2 separate regions of the Homo sapiens genome follow, and region 1 is linked to region 2. A link is an interaction called in ENCODE POLR2A ChIA-PET data of the cell type or tissue named here. Cell type or tissue: B cell. All regions are shown on one strand. Each heading gives the region's core, and the rest is flanking DNA. Links, peaks and the distances in the headings are about the cores only. Region 1 holds the start of MIR4312 (microRNA 4312). Region 2 has its middle 46 kb from the start of ANP32A.

What was found. Peaks named below come from ENCODE experiments on the same cell type or tissue, not always from the same donor. Only the 100,000 strongest peaks of a DNase experiment are listed, where the experiment ranks them.
Region 1: POLR2A ChIA-PET joins it to region 2 with 8 read pairs; 14 of 35 experiments call an interaction of 5 or more read pairs at or near these places.

What each region holds. Positions count from the first base shown.
Region 1 is chr15:68,798,301-68,803,682 of GRCh38, reverse strand. The region is part of intron 1 of ANP32A (acidic nuclear phosphoprotein 32 family member A); the gene reads left to right. It overlaps MIR4312 (microRNA 4312), which reads left to right and starts at 1,758; the gene lies at 1,758-1,833. In B cell, for the core only: no CTCF peak of the experiment used is centred there; no DNase peak of the experiment used is centred there; H3K27ac peaks cover 1,398 bases.
Region 2 is chr15:68,864,618-68,869,999 of GRCh38, reverse strand. No RefSeq gene overlaps it. Among named protein-coding and RNA genes, the nearest start is that of ANP32A, 46 kb to the right of the region's middle. In B cell, for the core only: no CTCF peak of the experiment used is centred there; no DNase peak of the experiment used is centred there; H3K27me3 peaks cover 492 bases.

The sequences.
Region 1 (5,382 bases), core at 117-5,116, 66 kb after region 2:
TTCCATGTGCCTGCCTGTGCCTTTCTGTGCCAGGGTCTTAAGAAATGTGTGTGGGTTTCCTCTGTGGCTCTGACACTCCATCAAACACCAGGGCTTGTGCACGCAGGTGAGAAGCATACCCAGGTGCCTCAGAGATATTGAAGAGGGTCTGGAATGTGGGAGAGAGGCAAATGGCTTTCCAATAAAAGTAGGCTAAGACATAATTAGGGGCTTAGGTGCTGCTTTAAAAAATAAGTAGCAGTGTATTCCAGACTCCTCTAAGAAAAGAGAATTGCTCATTGTGGAACAGGCATGGCAATGCAGTGCCTTTGCCTGGAACACCTTGCTGCTGCCATCACTAAGACCCATTCTGGGACAAGAGGAGGCTTACCCCTTATTGAGTATCTGCCATGAGCTTTGTGTGGTCCTTGCTTGCTAGGTACTTGGCAAGCATTATCTTTTTTACCTTTTAAAACACCCCTGAGGTGTAGGTAAGGCCACCCATTTCCTGACAGAGATTGGCCTACAAAGGTCAGATGGCTTCCGGGGCACACTGAGCGGCCCTTGTGTGTCGGAATGTTCCCTTCTGTTTGTCCCTTCCAGGCTGGACACTTTGGGAGCAGAAGTCAAAGACACCTTTATCATTGTACCCTCAGCACCTGGTGTAGTGCCTGGGATTTAGTAGTTCTGAGGAGCGTGTATTGAATGAATGGAGGTTAAGTAACTTAGACATTAGATAGTAGGACTCTGGGCTGGGCACAATGGCTCACGTCTGTAATCCCAGCACTTTGGGAGGCCAAGGTGGGTGGATCACCTGAGGTCAGGAGTTCGAGACCAGCCTGACCAACATGGTGAAACCCCGTCTCTACCAAAAATATAAAAAATTAGCCGGGCATGATGGCACATACCTGTAATCCCAGCTACTTGGGAGGCTGAGGCAGGAGAATCACTTGAACCTGGGAGGTGGAAGTTGCGCTGAGCCGAGATGGCGTCACTGCCCGCCAGCCTGGGCGAGAAGAACAAAATTCCGTCTCAAATAAATAAATAAGATAATAGGACTCTGAGGCTGTATGACTGCCACCCTGTAGGTCAGAAATGGGATCTGATTCCAGCTCTTATCCGTAAGCTAGGTGAATGCAAACTGACATGCCCAAGCTTATTGATATTGCAAAATTATTTATTACACAAAAGATTGGAAGCAACCCAGATACTCATCAATAAGAGACTGGTTAAGAAAAATGATGACACACTATGTAGTTGCAAAGAAGAAACGAAGAGGGTTTTTATGTACTCTTACACAAACTCCATGAAAAAAAGGCAAGGCAATGATTAGTATAATATGCTAGGTTTTTAATAAAAGAGAGAAGAAATAAGATTCTGAATTTGCTTGTATGTGTGTGAACATTCTAGAGAGATGCTTAGCAGGTGGTATAGTTGACTGGGCAGACAGAGGATAAGATAGGAGGGAGAGTTAACTGTATATCTTATATATTTTGGTTTTAAAACCATGAGAATGAATGTGTTAGTCAAAAAATTGAAAAGGAGAAAAAAAAAGAGGTGACCTTGAACCAGCGAGTCCACTGACCTGTGTGTTAGCCTCCCTATCCGTATGGTGAGGCAGTTGGACCAGATTGAGACTCCTTAGTCTGAAGTGGAATGTTGTGAATATTGTATTTCTCAGGCTTTCATGGACTTTTCCAGGAGATCCTGACCTTGTGCTAGGGTAATCTGCAGTCCCTTCCGTTGGTAGCCTGGCCTGGCCCTCTCAGGATGTTTGAGAAAGGTTGGGGGCACAGAGAGCAAGGAGCCTTCCCCAGAGGAGTCAGGCCTTGTTCCTGTCCCCATTCCTCAGAGTTTATCCTCTGAGCACACACCTCTGGTGTGACTCAGTTGGTTCTTCCTCCAAAGTGAAGGATTACAGTGAAGAGAGACTGTTCTGGAGCATTCTGGCAAAGTGCTACAGTTTAATAGGAAGGAAAAAAATGGCAGAACATTTTCCGGGTTATTTTTAATGCTTTTCAGTTCTGCAAACATTTATTGAAAGCTAAGTGCAAGGCAGTGTGGGGGAATCAGTTGCATAATACCTCACCTCTGCTTTCTGGGGTGCAAAGTCTTGGGTAAGAAACATGCTTATAAAATTTATCATAGTAACCTCTAGGACAGCCTGGCTTACCCATGATCTCATTGGGTCCCATGGAGACAGGTGGGATTGGTAGGGACTCGTCCCATTTTACAGGTGAAGAAACTGAATCTCAGTGAAGTCTTGTCCAAAGCCACACAGTTTGTAAGCAGTAAAGCCTGAAACCAAACCAGATCTTCCGACTACTTCTCATGTGTCCAAACCCCCATAATCAAAACATTCTCCCATAGGAGATGTCCGGGGTGTAGATTAGGCCCATTTCTACCTGGAAACATGGGGCAAGCACAATCCTGATTAAAGCTTCTTCTCCTTCACTTTTTTCCTTTGCTTTTTTTTTTTTTTTTCTTCTTCTTCTTCCTTTAAGGCAGAGCAAGGTAACTCTTAGGCTTATGGCCAGATCTCAGGTCTTAACTACTTTCCTGTGGTCTAAGCAATTCTTCTTGCATTGCCTGTGAAACCCACTATCCTACCACCAGTTGCATGTGGAATGTCCCCTGTGGGTAAAGGTGTGTAACCTACAGCAGCCTTCTCTCCACCCCAATCTCATGCTGCCACCTCCTTTCTTCCCTTCCACAAATTCTCTCGTACCCACCTGGCTTCCTAGCTGTTCCCCAATAAGGCCAAGCATGCCACCCACTCAGGATCTTTGCCCTGGCTTTTCCTTCTTTCTGTCTGGAAGGCCCTCCTAGTTGTTGACTTGGCCTTACGTCTCTGCTGAAAGCTCACTTTGGATAGGCCTTCCTGGTTACCCTCTCTAAAGTAGTGTCCCTTGTCACTATTGCTTTTCTGTCCTTTTCTTTTCTTTCTTTTTTTTTTTTTTGAGACGGAGTCTCGCTGTGTCGCCCAGGCTGGAGCGCAGTGGCGGGATCTCGGCTCACTGCAAGCTCCGCCTCCCTGGTTCACGCCATTCTCCTGCCTCAGCCTCCGGAGTAGCTGGGACTACAGGTGCCCGCCACCACACCTGGCTAATTTTTTGTATTTTTAGTAGAGTCGGGGTTTCACCGTGTTAGCCAGAATGGTCTTGATCTCCTGACCTCATGATCCGCCAGCCTCGGCCTCCCAAAGTGCTGGGATTACAGGCGTGAGCCACCGCGCCCGGTGCCTTTCTGTCCTTTTTTTTTTTTCTTTGCAGCATTCATACACATTATATACATGTGTATACATTTATTGGTTTATTCTTTGGCTCCCCTGCTAGAATGTAGATCTGTGAGACAGGCACCTAGTTTTGTTTACCACGGTATCTTTAACACCTAGCATAGTACCTGGCATGGCATGTAGTAAATACTCTGTACGGACTGTTGAATGATTGTATCGGGCCTGCATCCTAAAGCAAGTAATGCTTAAGAAGAAAGAATCAAATCATAGCATTTTAAGAGGGGAAAAGACTCAGAGCTCTCTTTGCAGGGCTTTATCATACAATATTATTAATTCATCTAATAAGCATCCAGCACTCTTTATGTATGAAGCTCTTTGCCCACGGTCACTTAACAGCCTTGTGATTCATACAGGGACAGGAAGCTCCCAAGTTTTCAGAGCAGCCCATTATTTTGTGAGACAGCCATAATGATCTAGAGACCTTCTTACAAAGTACACTGGGGAGAAAGCTGTCTCTTTATGATTCCTGCACTCTGATCTTAGTTCTTGAACCACTGGAAAACACAATAAACGTACATGACATTCCTTCAAATAAGTGGAGAGAGATAGTGATCATGGTCTCCCCTACCCTCAAGCCTAAACATCACTAGTTCCTTCAATTGTTCTTCTAGTATCCCAGTTTTCAGATGCCTTCCTACCCTGGTTGCCTTCCTCAAATTTGTTCTTTAAATTTTGGAATTTCAGGTCTAGTCCTGTCAGTGCAGAGTGTTTTGGGACCCTGACCAAGGAGCCCTGGTCCATCCCACGTGTTCCTATCAGCACAGCCTTCGATGGCTCATCTGTGTTGGCTGCCATGGTAGAAGCCTCCTTCATGAGCCTCTGATGAAGACTAAAATCATTAAGTTCCTTTTTACATTGTCTCGAGTCATGTGGACCCTCCCTGACTCTCTTCATAGTTTTTTGGTTTGGGGTTTGTTTTTGTTTTTTAGCATTTTGAGATTAAAGCAGCCATAGACTTGTGAACAACAATGAACTCAACCTGCACTCTTTTTAAAAAACAACAAGTGTAGGTAAGGTTCTACCACCAAACCCAGATGAAGAGGATGGAACTCTGGAAGTTCAGCAATACCTGCCAAGCCTCCAACTCCTTTCTTCCCTCATCGTGTCTTTCTCTGTCTGTGTCTGTCTCTCCCTCTCCCCTTCCTTCCAGCAGCCCCTCAGTTCCCCATAGTTTCCTTGCTTTCCCTCATTCCATTTCTTTTATTAATCCTCCTTCCAATTAGAAATATGGAGTTAACATATACTGCTAGCATTTCTTGCACTTCCTTCACTAATAATTTTTGCCATACATGTGTAATTCACAGATTTAAGGAAGCTGCACATTTCACACTTGTCTAAGGGAGAAATAACTAATGTTAAATTGCTTCTTATGTGTAGCCCCTGGCTAATTTGTTTTGTGGCCTTGGATAGAAAAAACTTTCAGCCCCAGCCTTAGGTTCTTCTGCATGATTGGTTCCCATTTCTGCCCAAATCAGCGATTTCCCATTGGTGGTTGGACAACAGGGCTTCAGTGCCGAGGCGGCGTTTGCTCTGCTTCTGTCATTGCTGATGCTGCTGTCATTTTGCATAGAGGTGGCAGGGAAGGAGGCCAAGGTCGAGGTTTCTTCTGTGAGGCCATTTAGCTTTCCCTGCCTCTTCTCCACTTGCAGCTCTGCATGGATGTGTGGAAGGTGGTGGTGGGGAGAGCAGGGGCTGAGCTCAGGTCTGGGCTCTTCCTAACAGCTAATTTTATTTTCCACCTTTCTTTCCTCTTGCTTCAAGGAGGATGGAGAGTCCTGTGACTTTGAGGGTGTGGGCCCTAAGTTTGGAGTCTTGAGAGAATGGCCTAAGGTTCGATTCTACAGTGGGGTAACTGTGTAGCCTTGGGTGAGTCACAGAGTTAGTTTCCACCCAGCTTCATCAATTGCTAGGGAAGTTGGATTAGATACAGTAGTTCCCCAAAAGTGGCATTGATGGGGTCCTTTAGTTCTTTGAAGCATTTTTTAAAAGCTATCTGAAAATGGGGCAGACGCTTACACCACGGCTGTGGGATGCGTCCTGGCCTCTGAGTCTGATTGGCATGTTTTCTTAGATGGGTTATGCTGGGGGCTGGAATAGGCAGAAACTTT
Region 2 (5,382 bases), core at 246-5,245:
ACGTAGATGGGCTAGCTCACTACGCACCTAGGCTACGTGGTATAACCCATCATTTCCAGGCTACAAACCCGTACGGCACGCGACTGTGCTGAATACCACAGGCAACTGTAACACAATGGTGTCTGTGTATCTAAACACCTCTAAACATAGAAATGGTACAGTAAATATACAGTATGAAAGAAAAAAATGGTACACCTGTATAGGGCAGCTGCATTATAGTCTTTTGGGGCCATGGTCATTGATGTGGTGTGCTGTTGACTGACACCTTGTTATGCAGTGCATGTCTATACATTATTTACACCCACTATTGTTAGCCACCACCATTACTTCACATACACACTAAACCTAAGACGTTAGCTATGAGATTATGAAGCAAAACATTTACATCTCTCTCACTTTCTGTGTGTGTGTGTGTTAGTTTAGGAAGTAGGTATCAGAAGAATTCCTTTTTTTTTTTGAGACGGAGTCTCGCTGTGTCCCCCAAGCTGGAGTGCAGTGGCTCAATCTCAGCTCACTGCAAACTCCGCCTCCCAGGTTCATGCCATTCTCCCGCCTCAGCCTTCCGAGTAGCTGGGACTACAGGCGCCCGCCAACACGCCCGGCCAATTTTATTTTTGTGTTTTTAGTAGAGACGGGGTTTCACTGTGTTAGCCAGGATGGTCTCGATCTCCTGACCTCGTGATCCGCCCCCCTCGGCCTCCCAAAGTGCTGGGATTACAGGCGTGAGCCACTACACCCAGCCAAGAATTCCTTTTTTGTAAAGAAAGTCCAAAATAGTCTTTGCTGTCACTAGGAAAATATAAATTATTCAGTCTTGTATTTGACCTAAGTGTATACAAGATGTTGTGTACAGATTGTTCCCTCAAGTAGCTGAACATTTCCCTACTTTATTTTCAAGATGACATCTTAGTTTTTAAATAATTAGAAATAGTGAATAGGAATTAATGCTGGAGTGTCCTGAATATCTTGCATCTGATTTGGCAATAAAAGACAAAAGAAAGGCTGTACTCAACTCTCAAAACTTGGTGCCAATATTATACATCCAATAGTATTATACTTAGCGTGCCCAAATTAGCACATAACTTATAATTAAGTGTGTAGTTGTTTATCTCTACTCAGTGACAGGCTGTGAACAGAAGGTGACAATGGTGAGGATTATATTGTCATTGTTCTGAAGAGCAATCAGAAATTATCTGGTTTTTAAAAAATTCTCCTTTTATAAATGAACAGAAAGTCATTCTGTTCCATTTTTAGGATCCAAACCAAGAAAAAACTGTATCTGATATATAAATTACATACTTGGGAACAGCTTAAATCTCAGAGTTATGAAATGTCTTAACACCTTTTATATTTGGTATAAATAAGATATTTTGTTGTTTATTGAGCTGATCAGCTTACAGTTTAATATGACCAGATATCACCCAATTCTCTTACCCAGCCTGGCAGGGCAGGAATGATTACTCTCTCCTTGCTGTCTCATGGCACTTCATACATAAACGCCATATGGCACTGTCCACCAAGTGTCATCGCCACAGCTCACACTGCTGCATAACTGACTAGACCAAATCCTTCAAAGGCTGAACCATTTCTCATTTCTTTCCTGCATCTCCCAGAGTCACTGCCATATAGTAGACATCAGTATATAAGACACATTTGTAAAATACATGTGTTTTATTGAACTATCTGGACCATTCCTGAGCTTCTTTGGATTTCAGAGGCTATAGATTGGGTGTGAAGCTCCAACCCATCTAACAAGTAACTTGCTAAGACTGAGCTTTAGGTAAAGCCCAAAGCAAGAGCAGGTTCTATAGTGGGCCCAGGTGTGGCACAGGCCATGCTGCCTGGGGCTCAGGACTGTGATCCAACAGATCCAACAGTACTCAGAGGTCTGTGGTAAAGAAAAAGGCTGTATGGAACAGGGAAGTCCCAATAAGAGAACCCTAGCATAGTCCCATAGTATTTTAAAGCAAAGCTATACCTTCCTGAGCTGACAACTAATCTTACTTTGAGAAGAAGACCCTGGTTTACCTCAAGGACTTTGTAGATTCTGAACATTTGACTATTTGGTTGTTTCTCCAGAAAGCCAATTGTAAGATGGGGTTTGATGGACAGATGGTATATTGGAGACTGCGTTTTGGAGCAACAATCCATTAGAGAGTAAGAGAGACAGAGGAAGAAGGTGAACTGTGATTGTTGCAACAGAGGCCTCAGCTGCTCACAAAGGGAACTCAAATTGGGATGTCCCTATTGAGTTGTCCTGCCTTGAAAGGGAACAGGTGCCAGTGTTGCCATATCAACCAGGTATTAGATGTGGGAACCATGTAACCTCGGGCAAAGCTGTTCCCGTGAGCTTTGAGAAATTTCACAGGAAGCTCAGCTGTGGCAGCCTCTCAATCCTAGATTGGGAGATGTGAGCTGAGTACCACAGTATCCACTCTACCATAAGGCTGAGTGACTATGTGGCTTGAGTTTCCCACCATGAAGTGAGTGTTCTCTGATCCTCTAAGTCTTAAGGTTTGGTGTCTGCAGAAACAAACTTATCAAATGGAGGTGGTATCTGTGAGATCAGGTTCAAGTAGGTCTGGAAGGCACATGCAAGTTACATCTGCCACCTTGAGCTACAGTGCTGGTCCTCCCTCAGTTCAATCTGTGCCCTTATGAGGAACTTCCATTGCCCCATAGACAGAACTGAGAGTAATTCATCTGGTTGTCCACTGCAGATGGAAGGAGAATGACCTGGTAAATGAAGAGATCTACCTTGAGTTTTAGGCAGTGGCTAACACTTTGGCCACCTGGTTAGGAACTTGGTAAAAACAAGATTGTAAGATTGGTGACAATAAAGTCTGGGTAAGAGTTACGAGGATGGATATATGAAATAGGCCTAGAGTGTGGGGACATGTGTGCCTCATGCAAATGTTCACCAGAGGGCATCCATTGTAGAGGAGGCTCTTAAAGGTGTCCACATCAAGCAAATGCAATTATGGATCTATCTTGGAGCAACTAATAGCAAAAACCAAGACTGAACACCATTTCCTAGGGCGACCAGTCAACCACCCACTAGCAATTTTGTTATATTGTACTTATCAATTTGCCCTGATTGAAATAAACACCTATTTGAGGGTGCTGGTTTGTCTTCCCTGACCACCATGCATTTGCCAACATAATCATCCATGATGCCTTTGCCAACATAATCATCTGTGGAGTTAGAGAAAACCTTATTTACCATCATTAAAACCCATACAATATTTATTTATTTATTTATTTTTACCAAAATACTTCATAGCAATAAAAGCAGTGAGCCAAGATCACACCACTGCGCTCCAGCCTGGGCACCAGAGCAAGACCTTAATCTCAAAATAAATAAATAAATAAAAATAATAACTGAAGGTCCTGTTAACCATTATTAGAAAAAAAGAATGAAAATCTGGTTTGTAGGCTGTGAAACTCAGTGTGTGATTTGTTGTATTTGAGATGGGAACATCAGGTGGATATTTGGATATTCTGGTTGGGGTCCTGGGAAGAGGAAGGAATTTAAGAGACAGATTTGGAAATTTATTCTCAGGGGGGATTCAGGAGACCTCAAGCGTAATGAAAATCTCTACGAGAGAGTTGAAAGTGAAAGGGGATGGCCAAAGAAGAGGAAAGGAGTTAAAGTTCTTTCCTACTTAAAAACTTCTCTCCAGACATACACCTCCTTTACAGTGTGAAGCAAGAGCGCGTTGGCTGTCAGGAAGGAAGCAGATACAGGGAGTCAGTCTGCACCCAGCCTCAAGGCAAGTACTAGGGCGTCCTTTATTCAGTGAAGGTGCTGCAACTGAGCACCACCACACAAGGATTCTGAACCACCTGATGGCTGTGATGATGGACGATACTGAGCATGACTTCTTTCCTTCTCCCTCAACCCTGGCGGTAGGGTCTTCACGTGGGATTAAAAGTAAAAAAATAAATAAATAAAGTCCCTTTCATGACTTTAAAATGCTCAGGTGGGCCGGGCACGGTGGCTCACACCTGTAATCCCAGCAGTTTGGGAGGCTGAGGTGGGCAAATCACTTGAGCTCAGGAGTTCAAGAGAGCCTGGACAACATGGTGAAACCCCTTCTTTACTAAAAATACAAAAATAGCTGAGCGTGGTGGCAGGCGCCTGTAGTCCCAGCTACTCAGGAGGCTGAGGCAGGAGAATCGCTTGAACCCGGGAGGTGGAGGTTGTGGTGAGCAGAGATCACACCACTGCACTCCAGCCTGGGTGACAGAGTAAGACTGTCTCAAAATAAATAAATAAATAAATAAATAAATAAATAAATAAATAAATAAACGTTCAGATGTATGTTTGTTCTACTTATATATCTGTCCAACAAAGAAAATTAATAAAATTAAAGAACATACAGTAAAAATTATTCATAATCCCACCCCACAAAATAATTAACTACAACTAAAATTTTTATATGTGAATACATACATCTATTAGCATAGATATAATAGATGTACATCTATTATATCTACTTGTGAGTGCAAATAGATATAATAGATATACACTGTTAGAAAATTAGAAATGAGAATTACATTGAAAAATTTTTAAAGTCACCTAGATAGACTCCTGGAGACTTTTTTACACCTATGCTTGCATATCTTTTTTTTTTTTTGACCAAAAAATGGAATCATACCATACACAATGTTCAATAACTCTCCTTAAAAATATGCTATCATTAATCATTGTTATCACCATTATTAGAGTTATTAATTATTGAGACATATAATTTCAGGGAGTTATCATTACTCCCATTTTACAGCTAAAAAATTGAGGATGACAGATGTTAAGTAAATTGCGATCTGGAGCAATTTTAACCAAGTCTTAGAGACTCCAAACCCATGCACTTAATCTATGTCAATAAATACTCATTTAGAATGTTGGTTTAAAATTAATTATTCAATAAATTAAAGCTACAAATGCAAAAACTGCAGTTCAATTTAAAATATTAATCATGCTCTTATTCTCCTTATACATCTAGAGAAATTTAATAATTGCTTATAAGGAGCTTGGATTAATTTTGGTCCCATTTACAAATTTAATTAAATGCTTTATTTCAAACTGAATTTTAAAATTTAATATAATAAATTTCTTTTTTATGCATTTCAATTATCTCATTAACAAAGAGATCCTTCCAGTGTCTTTAAGTAATACTTCAAATTTAATAAGTTAAATATAAATTGATGAGTCTTAAATGCCTTTAATTATTCCTCTATTGTTTATCAAATAAGTGAGATTTAAACATTAATAACAAGTTTAAACCAAACTCATTTACACGTTGTAAGTTAGAATCTCAAATCTAGTATGCTAAATGCTATTAAACATTACCAATATCTAAAGAACCAAACAGAAACAAA